2 separate regions of the Homo sapiens genome follow, and region 2 is linked to region 1. A link is an interaction called in ENCODE POLR2A ChIA-PET data of the cell type or tissue named here. Cell type or tissue: Panc1. All regions are shown on one strand. Links, peaks and the distances in the headings refer to the core of each region. The heading gives the core; the rest is flanking DNA.

The links. Peaks named below come from ENCODE experiments on the same cell type or tissue, not always from the same donor. Only the 100,000 strongest peaks of a DNase experiment are listed, where the experiment ranks them.
Region 2: POLR2A ChIA-PET joins it to region 1 with 7 read pairs; 2 of 35 experiments call an interaction of 5 or more read pairs at or near these places.

The regions. Positions count from the first base shown.
Region 1 is chr9:111,539,301-111,547,132 of GRCh38, reverse strand. ZNF483 (zinc finger protein 483) reads right to left here. Exons shown (of 6, transcript NM_133464.5): 6 at 1-5,476. The coding sequence ends at 3,963. Among named protein-coding and RNA genes, the nearest start is that of ZNF483, 18 kb to the right of the region's middle. RefSeq lists enhancers at 1,702-1,871, 1,935-2,104. In Panc1, for the core only: no CTCF peak of the experiment used is centred there; no DNase peak of the experiment used is centred there.
Region 2 is chr9:111,915,085-111,922,916 of GRCh38, reverse strand. It overlaps UGCG (UDP-glucose ceramide glucosyltransferase), which reads right to left. Exons shown (of 9, transcript NM_003358.3): 3 at 1-68. Among named protein-coding and RNA genes, the nearest start is that of MIR4668, 13 kb to the left of the region's middle. In Panc1, for the core only: no CTCF peak of the experiment used is centred there; no DNase peak of the experiment used is centred there; H3K27ac peaks cover 1,796 bases.

The DNA of each region.
Region 1 (7,832 bases), core at 1,916-6,915:
ATTCTTGATAGCCAAAATGGTGCAAACAACTTAAATGTTCACTGGCAGATAAAAGGATAAACAAAATGTGGTATACAAGTAAAATGGAATATTATTCAGCCTTAAAAAGGAATTAAATTCTGATATGTGCTACAACACGGCCGAACCTTGAAAACATAATGCTAAGTGGAATAAGCCAAACACAACAGGGCAAATATTGTATGATTCCATTCATACCAAGTAATTAGAACAGTCAAATTTGTACAGACAGGAAGTAGAACAGTGGTTACCAGGAGCCTGAGGAGGAGAAAATGGGGAGTTACTGTTTAAGGAGTACAGAGTTTCAGTTTGGGATGATGAAAAAGTTCTGGAGATGGATAGTGGTGATGACTGCACAAAATGTGCATCTATCTAAATGCTATTGAGCTGTATAACCAAAAAGTGTTTAAATGGTTCATTTTAAGCTATATGTATCTTACTACATTAAAAAATAATTCTAAAATAAATAAAATGACTTTATTGACCAAAACCTTGCCTTGTCCTGTGACATGAAAAAAATTTATACACGCTCATTAAGAGGAAACATTATTTAAAGCAAGGACTTCATTTTAAAGTAAAATGTGTCACAGTGCTCTTCATAAAAGCAATCCTATAATGAATCAAAAGACGTTTAAAGCCTTTTGATAATCTGACTTAATCCAAAAGTGAATTTAAATATTTGGGTGATGGGCCAGACTGAATGTCCTGCAGGCAATTATACAGACTTAACTACTGAAATCAAGACTTTGATAAATATTATCCAACAGAGTTTGGGCTGCTCTCTGTAGCTAGTACATGGTATTTAGAAAGTTCATATTGGATAAAGGACTTATATCCAGAATAAAAAGGACTACAACACAGTATCAGCAAACTCCAATTTTAAATGGACAAAAAATCTGAATAAACATTTCACTAAGATACATGAATGGCTGAAGAGCACATAAAAGATGCTTTGACATTATTCGCCATCAGGAAAATCAAAGTTAAAACCACAAAGGAATATCATTTCAAACGCTAGGATGGGCATAATTTTTAAAAAACAGACAACAATGACTGGCAAGACTGTAGAGAAATGGGAAGCCCCACACATTACTAGTCAGAATGTAAAATAATGCGGTCACTTTGGAAAACAATTTGGCAGTTTCCTAAAAAAGTTAAATGAAAATTTACCGTATGACCTAGCAACTCCCCTCAGGCATCTGCCTAAGAAAAATGAAAACATGTCCACACAAAGACTTGTACACTAACGTTCAAAACACTTGCATACCAATGTTCAAAGCAGCATTATTCCTAACAGGCAAAAACTGGAAAAACCTCAAATGTTCTTCAACTAGTGAATGCACGAAGCATCCACATAATGTAATATTATTTATGATAAAAAGGAATAAAGTACTAGTATGTTACAACATGGATGAACTTAAAACACATTAATGAAAAAAACACAGAAAGATCACATATAACATAAAATGTACAGAAAAAGACAACTCTAGAGACACAAAGTCGACTGAGTAGTGGGTGCCTGGGATTAGAGGTTGGACGGGAGATTAACTGTAAACTGGAATAACGGATCTTGCTGGGATGATGTTCTAAAAAATGGATTATGGTAATGGTTGCACAACTCAGCATATTTACTAAAACTCACTGAATTGTACACTTGAAATGGTTTTAATGATATGTAATTTGTACCTCAATAAATTCCTTTAAAAAAAAAGTTTATACTCCAGATTCCCAATGGATACTGGGATAAAACATTGTTATGAATGTTAGGGAGTCTAAGAGTAATCATCTTGGAACAAGCCTCTTCTGAAGACTTTTACGTTATTTCTTCAACTTTCTATAAATTATATTTTTCAGAAAACAAAACTTACAACAAGTTTTCTGTCTTTTCAGAAAAAAACTTAAAACCATTATGAATGATTCTCATAATAAACATTCCTTTCATGGCTAGGATGTGATTCGTTGGTCTGCTTAGCAATAACTATGCGGACCAATTTATCACACGGCAATATTTAAACTGCAGGCTTGGGGTTGGGGAGGCACCAAAAACCTTCTCCCAGAGGTAGCATTTCACACCTACATACATTAGTCACAGTAAATGTTCCTGAGTCTAAGATTAGCATTAAGGATCGCTTTACTTCCATAAGTGAAGAGTTTTCTGGTTTAGCTCTCTTTTTATAGGAGGTGCCCACAATTTCAACTTTAGGAACTTATTTCTAGACCACTGTTGAGTCCATGGGGTTCCTCCAGAACCCTATGACCTGAAGCCAAAACCTCACTCATTCAGGGCCTTAAGTTCCTTTTTCAGTTGGAAATTATTATTCAGACTCCACCAATGAAATTTATAAGGAATAATCCACCAATACCCGTATATTCCATTCCTCTGAGGTCTAATTTCACAAAAGAAAACTTAACTGAAAATTTTTTCTGTATCAATTCTACATTCATTCCCTGAACTTTACTTGCTATCAGTGCAGTCTCTTTAGATTTTAGGGTATCTATTCTCCAAATGGTAGGGGTTATAATAGAACATTCATACAGTGGGAAAGTCAGGTGACATACATGAGAGAACTAGCTAAGTCAGAAAGTTGATTCCCCATCAAAAGGTGGCAGCTGCTACCCAGGACCAGCTGAGTGCTTTACATAAATAAAAGCCCAGTGTTGTTAGCCCTTATAATTTTTTTTAAGACAAGCTTTGTTTTTAGTATGAAATGCCCTAATTTTAGATAGTGGCAACAATGTATACACACACACACACACACACACACATGCACACACACCCAAGCAAATTGTTATAACAGCTTTTAACTGTTGCCACACAGAATGTTTACACTCCAATTGCAAAAAAATGTACTTGCTACAGGCAAAATTGTTTTAAAGTAGAATTTTTGCAAACCAAAATCCATCCAGAATAGCTCTGTCTTCAGCACATTTCCTTACCCCCAGCCCCCATCTATTTTCCTAGGACTGTTACTCTCACGGCTGAGATGGCTCAGGTGCAAGCTCTCTGGCTTCTCAGTCCTGTTGGCCAATGCCCAAAAGAAAAAGAGTTCCCTTGTCCGATTAAAATACTCCCTCAAGGAAAAGTCGTTTGAACTTCACTGACCCATTCCTAGTTACAGCATTTGAGGGATTCCTGCACGAAGTTTTCAAAAAGTATACTGCATTCTCACTAAGCTAGAAGTCCAGCATCCTAGGAACCAGGCTTGATGGAGTGTACCCGTAATGTCAGCTACTCAGGAAAGTGAGATGGAAGGATCACTTGAGCCCAGGAGTTCAAGACCAGTCTGGGCAACATAGTGAGACTCCATCCCAAAAAAGAAAAATTGAAAAAAAAAAAAGAAAAAAAAAAGAAAAGAAGTCCAGCATCCTGAATAGTGGTATTGTATTTTTTACTAGAGAAACTTGAAAGTAATGACAAATAAAAAAAAATAACTTATGTCCACAGCTTCAGAGATTATCAGGATACCAATAAAAAACTAAAAAACCAAAAAAGGCAAAAATCATTAATCCCATCCCTTCATTCTGCTGGTGACGAAAATAAAATTCTGAAAGGTCAAATGACTTGTCCAAGGTGTATACAGCAAGTTGGTTGGCAAACTGGGACAGAATCCAAGTTATGTGACTGCAGTCAAGTTCTCTCCATCACACTACATGGTAGTAGAAGAAATCAGAGAGAAATCCCCTGAAGAAAAGAGCTTTTCCAATTCGTCTGGCCTCAGAATCATTTTGCATTCTTCCCTTTCCAGTGACTTTACCAACTAATTACTGTTTACCAGTCGTTGCCATCCTTGAAAAGAAGAGGGATGAATGGGCAAAAGGATATTTTTCCTAACTGCCAATTTACGAAAGCTGCAGCTACTGATCAATACTGTAAGTTTACATCCCAGGGTTTCAGTAACTGACAATTTGAATTAAATTCCCCCCACTTTAATGTAGTTCCAGGATTACTCTGCAGAGTGAAATCCCCGATGTCTAATGAGGCCTGAATTACTTTTAAATGTCTTCTCACATTCGTTACATTCATATTCTCTCCTTCCGGTATGAATTTTTAGGTGTTCTACAAGGATTGAGCTTCGACTAAAGGTTGCACCACAATAGTTACACTCATAGGGTTTCTCTCCTGTATGAATTCGGTGGTGCTCATTAAGAGATGAACTCTGACTGAAGGACTTCCCACATTCTTTACATTTATAAGGTTTTACACCAGTATGAATTCTCTGATGACGACTTAGCAGTGAATGGGTTGGGAAGGCTTTCTCACACTGGTTACATTTGTAGGGTTTTTCTCCTGAATGAAGTCTTTGATGATAAATCACAGACGTAAAATGGCTAAAAGTCATTCCGCAATCATTACACAAATATGGTTTTTCTCCAGTGTGAATTCTCTGATGCCGGGTAAGGCATGAATTCTGCCTAAAGGCTTTTCCACATTCGCCACATTTATAGGGTTTCTCTCCAGTATGAATTCTCTGATGTTTGGAAAGGGATGAGCTATGACTGAAGGATTTTCCACAATTGCTACATGTATAGGGTTTTTCTCCAGTATGAATTCGCTGATGTTGAATAAGAGATGAACTGTCACTAAAGGGTCTCCCACAGTCTTTACATTTATAAGGTTTTTCTCCAGTATGAATTCTCTGATGTTTAATGAGGTGAGCACTTAGGGTGAAACCTTTCCCACAGTCATCACATTTGAAGGGTTTCTCTCCACTATGAGTTCTATGATGTGGTGTGAGCGATGAACTATCACTAAAAGCTTTTCCACATTCATTACACATATAGGGTTTTTCTCCAGTGTGAATTCTCCGATGTTTGGTGAGTGAGGCGCTATAGCCAAAGGCTTTTCCACACTTACTACATTTATGAGTTTTTTCTCCACTCTCATTTCCCTCATCTTTATTTAAGGCTGCTTCTTGACATGAATCTTTCCGACATTTCTCACACATAGGGGTTTTTCTCCTAGAAAGAGTTGATCTTCTAATAAAGATTATCCCACACTTACTGCATTTTTGGGACCTATCCCCCAAATGAATCTTCTGACGTTTCTGATGTTCAGTAAGAGCTGAAGAGTGACTCAGGACTTTCCCACCATCATTAGATTTCCGTGACTTTTCTCCGGCGGTTTTCTCCTTGCGGTTCAGAACAAGGTCTGAATGAAAACTGAAGGGTTTCTTGCTTTCATTATACCTCCGAGATTTCTTCCTCAAGTAGACTCTCAGATGTTTAATTAAGTCTGAAGTTTCTTTGAAATTATGTCCAAAGGGGCTTTTATCTGGGTCAAATTTCTTACCCCTACTGCCACTCCCAAGAGTTTTGTTTTGTGCGACTCTTCCTTTTGAATTTCCCTGATTACCGTGATCCTCCTCTGAGCTGCCACAATATTGCTGGGATTCTTCCATCAAGCCATGATCATCATCCCTGAGGCACCTTTCTATTATTTTATCTAAAGCTGATTCATCTAAAAGATATAAGAAATAGAATATTTCCTGTTTGCAAGAAAGGAAGCTGTTGTATTTTGGGTCTGAAATAGGAACACATTAATAACTATAAGGAATATAGTTTCGATGGTTCTCAAAAAGAGCTTTGTAAAATAGAAAAGGAAAAGGCAATATAGGGAAACAATGTAAACACATGGGTTAAGAAAAACATTGAGAAAGATGAAAAGTTTGTGCTTTATAGTTAGATGCAAGTTCTCACCCTCATTTTGAATTTTTTTAAGAGGTTTAGGATGGGCACGGTGGCTCATGCCTGTAATCTCAGCACTTTGGGAGGCCAAGGCAGGGAGATCATGAGGTCAGGAGATCAAGACCATCCTGGCTAACACGGTGAAACCCCATCTCTACTAAAAATACAAAAAATTAGCTGGGTGTGGTGGCATGCACCTATGGTCCCAGCTACTTGGGAGGCTGAGGCAGGAGAATCACTTGAACCCAGGAGGCGGAGGTTACAGGGAGCCGAGATTGTGGCACTGCACTCCAGCCTAGGCAACAGAGCAAGGCTCTGTCTCAAAAAAAAAAAAAAAAAAAGGTTCAAACTTATTGTCCCTATATCCTAACTTTTCTCTTTCCAACAATGATAGCACAAACATTTGTTGAATATTTACCAAATGCCAGGTCCCGCACCAAGCACGGTGTAATACAAGTAAGTACAATACACTGCATTTAATCTTCACAACAACCCTATGGAGTACATTTTATTACCATCTCGGTTTTATGGATGTGACAACTGGGAACACAGAGTATTAAGTAGCCTGCCCAAGGTCACATGTATAATACGCGATAGAGCCAGATTTTTAACTTAGTCTGAAACCAAAGCCCGTGCTCTTGATCCTTATATCCTATCACCTCTCCCCAAAGCAAACAAATAACACTAATTTTGTTGAAAACGTTAAATACATCACAGATATGCAGCACCACCAATATAGACTTTCAAAGATTACCACAGCTGGCCCTATCAGCCTTACAGATACACTAATCAGGCATCCATTTTAAGTCTCTCCTACACTGCTGCAGTTCCAGTACTATTCTTCTGACCTGCATACTTCCTACTACATAGAATGCATTCCCACAGCACCCTCACTATCACAAACATAAATTCAACAGGGCCTAGAGTTCAATTCCAACAATCTCCAGAGCTTTCTCCAATACCATACTCTCACTGATTACGCTATTCTCAGAATTCTGAATTCACTAATTAACTACATCCTGGCTTTTTACCATGAGGTCACACTGTCACTTTTACGAAACTATTTTTTCAACAGATAATTATAAAATACAAAATTACTCAAAATCATATTACCTAGAAGTTAACTAATGGCCAATACACAATTCTGTGTATTTCCTTCAATGTTTCTATATAGTTTAAAACAGAAAAACTGCATAATTTGTATTGTTATTCTTTTCACTTTGTATTGTTACTCTTTTATGATTATTTCCCATTTTACTGCTAATTTTTCTTTTTAAAAAATTTTTTAAAATTTTTTAGAGATAGGGTCTTACTCTGTTGCCTACGCTGGAGTGCAGTGGCATGATCACAGCTCACTGCAGCCTCAACCTCCCCAGCTCAAGCAATCCTCCCACCTCAGCCTTCCAAGTAGCTGGAACCACAGGCAGGTGCCACCATACCTGGCTAATTCTAAAAAATTATCTGTAGAGATGGGGTCTCCCTGCGCGGATCAGGCTGGTCTCTAACTCCTGACCTCAAGTGATTCTCCCACCACAGCCTCCCAAAGTGCTGGGATTACAGGTATGAGCCACTGCACGCAACTCATTAATTCTTCATAAAGATAATTTTAATTAGTGACATGATGATCATCATATAGATATAATTGTTCATTCTCTTTTTTTTTTTTTTGAGACGGAGTTTTGCTCTTGTTGCCCAGGCTGGATGCAATGTGCGATCTTGGCTCACCGCAATCTCTGCCTCCCAGGTTCAAGCGATTCTCCTGCCTCAGCCTCCCAAGTAGCCTGGATTACAGGCATGTACCACCACGCCCAGCTAATTTTGTATTTTTAGTAGAGATGGGGCTTCTCCATGTTGGTCAGGCTGGTCTTCAATTCCTGACCTCAGGTGATCCACCTGCCTTGGCCTCCCAAAGTGCTGGGATTACAGGCATGAGCCACCACACCCAGCCTCATTCTCTTATTGAACCTTTATCAAATCACACTTCCTAAAAAACAGAGTCATAAAAGCAGAATTACTAAACCAAAGGGTAGAAAGGTTATACTGCTTTAAATGACACATGAGGAGCAGAAGCCCCTGAGTACTATCTCTGGTCAAATATTCTTTAAATCTTTGCAAATTTAATGCGTAAT
Region 2 (7,832 bases), core at 1,041-6,040, 380 kb before region 1:
CCAAGAAGCTTCTTACATACATCAATGGCTGGATCATCATGATCTTGTACACAAAGGAGCACTTCATACTAGTCAAAAAGCATTGTATGTAAATTAAATTCTTTAAAAAAATAAGCACTTACTAGCATGTATTGATTGAACAAAAAGCACAGGAAAAAACAAGCAACTGTATTATGCAAAGTTTTAAAAGAGAGCATTCACAATGGATGCAAACACTTATGATAACAAGTGTTGCTTTAATGGAGTGAAGCTTCTAATTAGGAGCCTATCTGCAAGCAGAATAAATAAGGAAGAGACTGGCAGTGCCCACAACTGCAGTCTTGCCATTCCCAGATAGGAATCTCCTAGTTAATCTCCATTAACTGGATCTCAAGCTTGTCCATGGCCATCACTACTGAAGATTTACTAACTGCTCACAGGGTGCCTAGCAGAGTAAAAAGTGACATCAAAAGGAAGCAAAATAAACACAACCTCTCTCTAGAAGCTTTGTCTCTATACTTAATATTATTTCATGAAGGTGCAACAAATTTCATATAAAATCCCATTATAATAAATTTAAAGGGCCCTTCCAAATTCATCACATGAAAAGGACAAAGTAAGATTACCCTTTTTTGTTTCATAACTTTTTGAAACAAAACAGAATTTGATTTGAATGGACATTTACGATCTTGAAATGCATGCTTAGCCTTGTAACTATGAAAATACCTACAACTTTATTTTGCCCAGTGCTATGTTTAGATTTTTAACAGTAAATTAAGAAAGGCATTTCTTAACACTTGCCCAGCTGTGACAAAATTACCCTGGGGCTGGGCACGGTGGCTCATGCCTGTAATCCCAGCACTTTGGGAGGTCAAGGTGGGAAGACTGCTAGAGCCTAGGTGCTCGAGAGGAGCCTGGGCAAAAAGGCGAGGCCCTGTCTCTACAAAAAATTTTTAAAATTAGCTGGGCATGGTGAGGCATGCCTGTGGTCCCAGCTACTTGGGAGGCTGAGGTGGGAGGATTGCTTGAGCCCAGGAGGTTGAGGCTGCAGTGAGCCGAAGACTGCGCCACTACATTTCAGCCTGGGAAACAGAGTGAGACCCTGCCTCAAAAAAAAAAAAAAAAAAAAAAAAAATCACCCTGGGGCATTTATTTTAAAAAGAGAATTGGACCCTATTTTAGACTTTTGAGTCAGAATCTCTGGGGTGATCTGACATGCAGCCAGATTTATAAAATCCTGAACTGAACCCCTAAATTTCCATTAACAACCCAACTTTTTTTTTTTTTTTGAGACAGAGTCTCACTGTCACCCAGGTTGGAGTGCAGTGGCATGATCTCAGCTCACTGCAACCTCCGCCTCCCAGGTTCAATCGATTCGCCTGCCTCAGCCTCCCAAACAGGAGTAGCTGGGACTACAGATGCCCGCCACCATGTCTGGCTAATTTTTGTATTTTTAGTAGAGACGGAGTTTCATTGGCCGGGCTGGTCTCAAACTCGTGACCTTGGGATCTGCTTGCCTCTGCCTCCCAAAGTGCTGGGATTACAGGCGTGAGCCACCATGCTCAGTCAACAACTAAATTTTTTAAGTATTTGTCCTTAACATACAAAAATACTACTCTATTATTTGTAGGATATGTATTCTAAGTAGTGATTTTTTTCCCCAGAAGTGGTAATAAATTCATGTTGACTCAATGAAGAAATTTCCTACCAAATCTTTTCTAAAACTGGTTGAACAGCCAGGCACGGTGGCTCATGCCTGTAATCCCAGCACCTCAGGAAGCCAAGGCTGGTGGATCACTTCAGGTCAAGTTTTTGAGACCAGCCTGGGAAACATGGTGAAACCCTGTTTCTCCTAAAAATACGAAAAATTAGCCAAGTGTAGTGGCACGCGCCTATAATCCCAGCTACTTGGGAGGCTGAGGCAGGAGAATCACTTGAACCCAGGAGGCGGAGACTGAAGTGAGCCCAGATCACGCCACTGCACTCCAGCCTGGGCGACAGAGCGAGACTCCATCTCAAAAAAAAAACAAAACGACGACAACATAAAACTGGTCGAACATTTTTAAGCACAGAAGGGAGGTTAATTATGTCCATGAAAACATAACAAAGCTAACTAACTCAAGAGAACGACAAAGTCTGTTATATTTACTTCCAATGATAAGCATACACAAGTAAAAAGTAGAAATAAAATGTTTATAGTGCCTGTGAGCATAATAACAATTGTTTGCCCACTACCTATAATCTCAGCAAAAACTGCCAATAAAAAAATTTGTGGGCCAGGCGTGGTGGCTCAAGCCTGTAATCCCAGCACTTTGGAGGCCAGGGCAGGTGGATCACCTGAGGTCAGGAGTTCGAGGCCAGCCTGACCAACATGGTGAAACCCCGTCTCTACTAAAAATGCAATAATTAGCAGGCATGGTGGCACACACCTGTAATCACAGCTACTTGGGAAGCTGAGGCAGGAGAATCGCCTGAACCTGGGAGGCAGAGGGAGGTCGCAGTGAGCCGAGATTGCGCCACTGTACTCCAGCCTGGGCAACAAGAGTGAAACTCCGTCTCGGGGAAAATAAAAATAAAAGAAATTTGCAGTTGATCACAAAAGAACCAAGACTAAGGTTAATGAAGAAGGTTAGCTAATAAGATTTTTTGTCAAATGAAAAACATGTTTTCTTAATAATTAAGTCGATGAGGAAAACAATGTATATTTTCCTCATACTTTCTACCTACATACTGCTGTTATTATATATTCTATCCAATATCTACCTCTAATGATGACTGACGAAAATTGCCACTCAAGAGGTACTGAAACCAACTTGACAGTTACCTGGTCTCCAGAGACCAGATAAAAATCTGAAAATGGAAAGGGCCCTACTTCTACCACCCTCCTGAGATTTCCTTAAGAGCTGACTCTAAGTCACAGAAAGTGTCAGTCAGCCTCCCATCCAGACTCTCAAAACAATATTTGGCTGAGCCACCAAAAAGGCAATGACCTTCACAATAATGATTAGAGAGGTTAAGTGACTTTTCAAACGGCAAAAGTAACAACGAGCTTTCCTACTATAGGAGGCTGCTCAGCCAGGCTTGCTCTAAAGAGTTCCTTGTTTTTCCAAACATAGCATAGTTTCTTTTTTTTTTTTTTTTTTGAGATGGAGTCTCGCTCTGTCACCCAGGCTGGAGTGCAGTGGCGCTATCTCAGCTCACTGCAAGCTTGGCCTCCAGGGTTCACGCCATTCTCCTGCCTCAGCCTCCCGAGTAGCTGGGACTACAGGCATCCGCCACCACGCCCGGCTAATTTTTTGTATTTTTCTTTAGTAGAGACGGAGTTTCACTGTGCTAGCCAGGATGGTCTCAATCTCCTGACCTCGTGATCTGCCTGCCTCGGCCTCCCAGAGTGCTGGGATTACAGGTGTGAGCCACTGTGCCCAGCCAGCATAGTATCTTTAATGGTTTTTTTTGAGACAGGGTCTTTCACTGTCACCCAGGCTGGAGTGCAGTGGCGTGATCTTGGCTCACTATAGCCTCAACTTCCCAGGCTCAAGCAATCCTCCCACCTCAGCCTCCCGAGTAGCTGGGACTATAGGTGTGCACCACCACACCTGGCTAATTTTTGTATTTTTAGTACAGACGACGAGCTGGTCTTGAATGCTTGGGCTCAAGTGATCTGCCCACCTCAGCCTTCCAAAGTACTGGTATTACAGGCATGAGCCACTATGCCCAGCCTTTAATGCTTTTTTAATGCTATTTTGTGAGTATGAGTACATATGATGAAAGGAAATGTTTATAAGTAATGCAATTCCATAAAGTACAATAAAAAACTAATCTTAGCTTTTATTTTCCCCAGCAAGAGAAAACTTTGTAAAAATATAGTACTAGAAATATACTCAATGGGAAGAAAAATGCTATACTAGTGTTAAGTAGGGAGGTTATAAGTAAGGGAGGTACAGTCTGCCTTTATTCAGATGCAAGGTTTGAAGTGTTTTTTTTTGTTTTTTTGTTTTTTGTTTTTTTTTTTTGAGACGGAGTCTCGTTCTGTCGCCCAGGCGGGAGTGCTGTGGCGCGATCTCCGCTCACTGCAAGCTCCGCCTTCCAGGTTCACGCCATTCTCCTGCCTCAGCCTCCCGAGTAGCTGGGACTACAGGCACCCGCCACTGCGCCCAGCTAATTTTTTTTTTGTATTTTTAGTAGAGACGGGGTTTCACCGTGGTCTCGATCTCCTGACCTCGTGATCCGCCCGCCTCGGCCTCCCAAAGTGCTGGGATTACAGGCGTGAGCCACCGCCCCCGGCCTTGAAGTTTTAATTTTTATTGATTACACTGCTTAAACATAATTTTTAATTAAAAACAAATACTTTCTGATTAGCCAGAGTGTAAATGAGACTCATATTCATATTATCCAAAAAAAAGTTCAGACTCAAATACATAAGATTCATTTGTTTTTGATATTGGAAATTACACCAAATTGGAGGCAGCATTCCAAGTATTTTCTAAAGTATCAGATTTTAACCAGGAATCATTTTTCAGCTATCAGCTCTGTGTCTTCACAATTTGATGAGATATTTTATTTGCTAAGAATCCCTGTATTAAAATTGTTAAATCAGGCCAGGCACGGTGGCTCACACCTGCAATCCCAGCACTTTAAGAGGCGGAGGCAGGGGAATCAACTGAGGTCAGGAGTTCAAGACCAGCCTGGCCAACATGATGAAATCCTCTCTCTACTAAAAATATAAAAATTAGCCAGCGGTAGTGGCATGCGCCTGTAATCCCAACTTCTCGGGAGGCTGACACGGGAGAATTGCTTGAACCCGGGAGGCGGAAGTGGCAGTGAGCCGAGATTGTGGCATTGTACTCCAGCACAGGTGACAGAGCAAGACTCTGCCTCAAAAGGAAAAAAAAAATCAATTCTATAATTGCAAAAAAGAAAAAAAAATCATAGTTATGACAGGTTCACTGTTAAGAACTCTGATAGTTGATTTAGGTATTCTTCACATGGCCAGAATTTACTGAAGTAAAGCCAGCAAGCCACTTTAGACGCAGATTATTGACTATTACTGCTACTGCTTAATCTCTCCCCAAATCCCTTCTACGCTGGTGACAAATGAGTGTTCAATGCTGTGGAAAATGAACTGCATCACCTTTTCATTCTTTTATGTCTTCCCAAGGAATGAGTATCAGTATAAAAGTAGACTTGTAAGATGAATACAGCGCAGAGATCTTTCAGAGCAACTAGTCTAGTCTCACCAAAATTGAAACCTAGAAATTCAGAGCAAGTACCAGTAGCAGTAAATTTTCTTGCACATGTCCAAAATTAAGTAAAATTTTAAAACTTGAAGATATGTTTTATTATTTTCCCCCAAATGGCCTATGATAGTCCCAATCGAATATTAGAAGAGAAAGTTATGTCCAAAATGAAAACATTTCCATACTCTGGTAAAACGATGTTCACACCAGGCAAAATGCAAATATGAAAGGGCACTGCGCCTGGCAGTCACGTAAATGTTTATTTTGGGTCTCCTTGACTTCTTGGTGACACAAATGCCTTGTCTGTTCATGCTCAGATATGCGTGATTTCAGTGGTTTAACTTTAGTCTCCTGTGGAACATTTGCCATTGTATTTGGTTTTCACCAAGTAAATAAAATGCTGTGAAATCAAATATTTCCCTTAGATTGCAGGTACTTTGCACTTCTCCTCTGCTTTCCAAACTTTCTATTTATACAGCTAAATATAAGTTTATAATTAGAAAATAAAATTCTGTACTAACAAAGAATAAAATAATCTGCAGATGCTATTCTTCATCTTACAATGAATGTCAAAATAGCTTTCTCCTCAACCCACTTAAATGATATAACTAAATGGAAAAAGAGCTACTACTCTAAGTGAAAACAAGAGCTCTTGAGATCATTCTAAACTGTAATTTCCAAAACAATTTTTTATTTCAATTTTTTAATTTTTATTTTTTTGAAGGTGGGGGTCTCACTGTGTTGCCCAGGCTGGTCTTGAACACCTGGCCTCAAGCAATCCTCCCGCCTCAGCCTCCCAAAGTGCTAGGATTACAAGCACAAGCCACCACGCCTGGCCAAAATCTTCATTCACAAGAAATCAGTTATGGGGTCATTAGAAATGCTCGTAATCAATGGATACATATAACCCTGGGGTTACTTTTTAAAATTCTTTCAGTAGGGCATGGTGGCTCATGTCTGTAATCCCAGCACTTTGGGAGGCTGAGGTGGGGGGATTGCTTGAGCCCAAGAGTTCAAGACCAGCCCCGGCAACATGGCAACACCCTCTACAAAAAATACAAAAATCAGCCAGGTGTGGTAGCACATGCCCATAGTCCCAGCTACCAGGGAGGGTGAGGTGGGAGGACTGGTTGAGCCTGGGAGGCTGAGGCTGCAGTGAGCCACGACTGTGCCACTATGCTCCAGCCTAGGTGACAAAGCAAGATACTGTCTTAAAAACAAAAACGAACACAAAAAACCATTCTTTCTACAACTAAACCCCTCACTGACTTCCTCAAGCATTTAAACCCCATGACTATCATCTCACAAGCACTACAACGTAAAAATTCCATGACCAATTTTAAGAGTGGTTGAATGGGGAAAGTGAAAGAGGATGGTTAAAAAACTGAAATGTGAGATTAAGTTTCACAATGATAATGCATATGACTCTAAGCTATGCTCTAAGATTCATTCATAATCAATAGAAAATTTCTTTCATTCGTAAACATTAATTCTCCTTTGCATTTACTTTTATGGAGCTTGAAAATCTCCCATTTTTCTTACTGCAAAGCTTATTTTACAATTAATTTTATTTATATCTTTCTCAATTACAAAAGGCTAAGTTTTACCATTTTTTAGTTTGAAAAAACAAGTATATACAATTATATCTTATTTAAAAATTATATATTTGATTGAAGTTAACACATGTATTTAATTCAAATATCTAAAATTATTAAGCATATAAACACACACAAACTAGAACATATAATTTTTTTGCTTCAAAACAGCTTCCAATACTCCAAAATTGGCTTCTAAACTCCAAAACTCCAAAGCAATAATATAAAAACACTAAAAATACAACTGAATGATACTCATGTCTACCTACTTAATAAGTGCTGCATTAAGGCTATCACATCTGTGTCTTCTCTATTCTTTTCATTGGTGCTACCGAGAAAAATAAAGGCTAAAAGAAAAGAAATAAGAGCATGAAAACCAGTCACCATAAGAAGTGTAGTGCGCATATCATCTTCCTTCTGATTATTTGAGCTACCCTGTCCAAAAAAATTAAGAGGGACGACTCTCCCAGTAGCAAAAACAGCTATGGAAAAACTGAGGCAATAGGGTAAAAATTGAGGCAAGTGAATAGAGACCGCAAAGGGAAAACTAAACTGTACTGAAAGTCAAGTGGGTAGAAGCTTAAAGACACATTCTTCTCACAAGTGATCTGTTACCACCAAAATGCCCTTTCAAAAGCAGTCTCAAGCAATTTAATACAAAGCTGCTGTAAAGCTAAGTACAAAAATCAAAGAATATTAAGTTATCCTAAGAAACTACAGGTGGACTACTAAAGCAAAGTGATAAAAAGAATACTTTCATCTCAAGAAAACTGGAAGGTCTCCAATTAAGGGAGTACACTGAGTTTACAGATATACAGATTATATAGATAAATGGTATAAGCAATACAATTAGCTATTAAAATCAGAACAGTAAGGAAATTAAAAATGAGGTAAGATGAAACCCTACAGTACCACTAACTGTAATCTATTCTTGGCTCAAAGCCAGTTTCTCCGGAGAAGTCACGTTTAGTTCTGGCTGTACTGCAACCCATTTCAGACCACTAACACTGCTTTCTCCCTC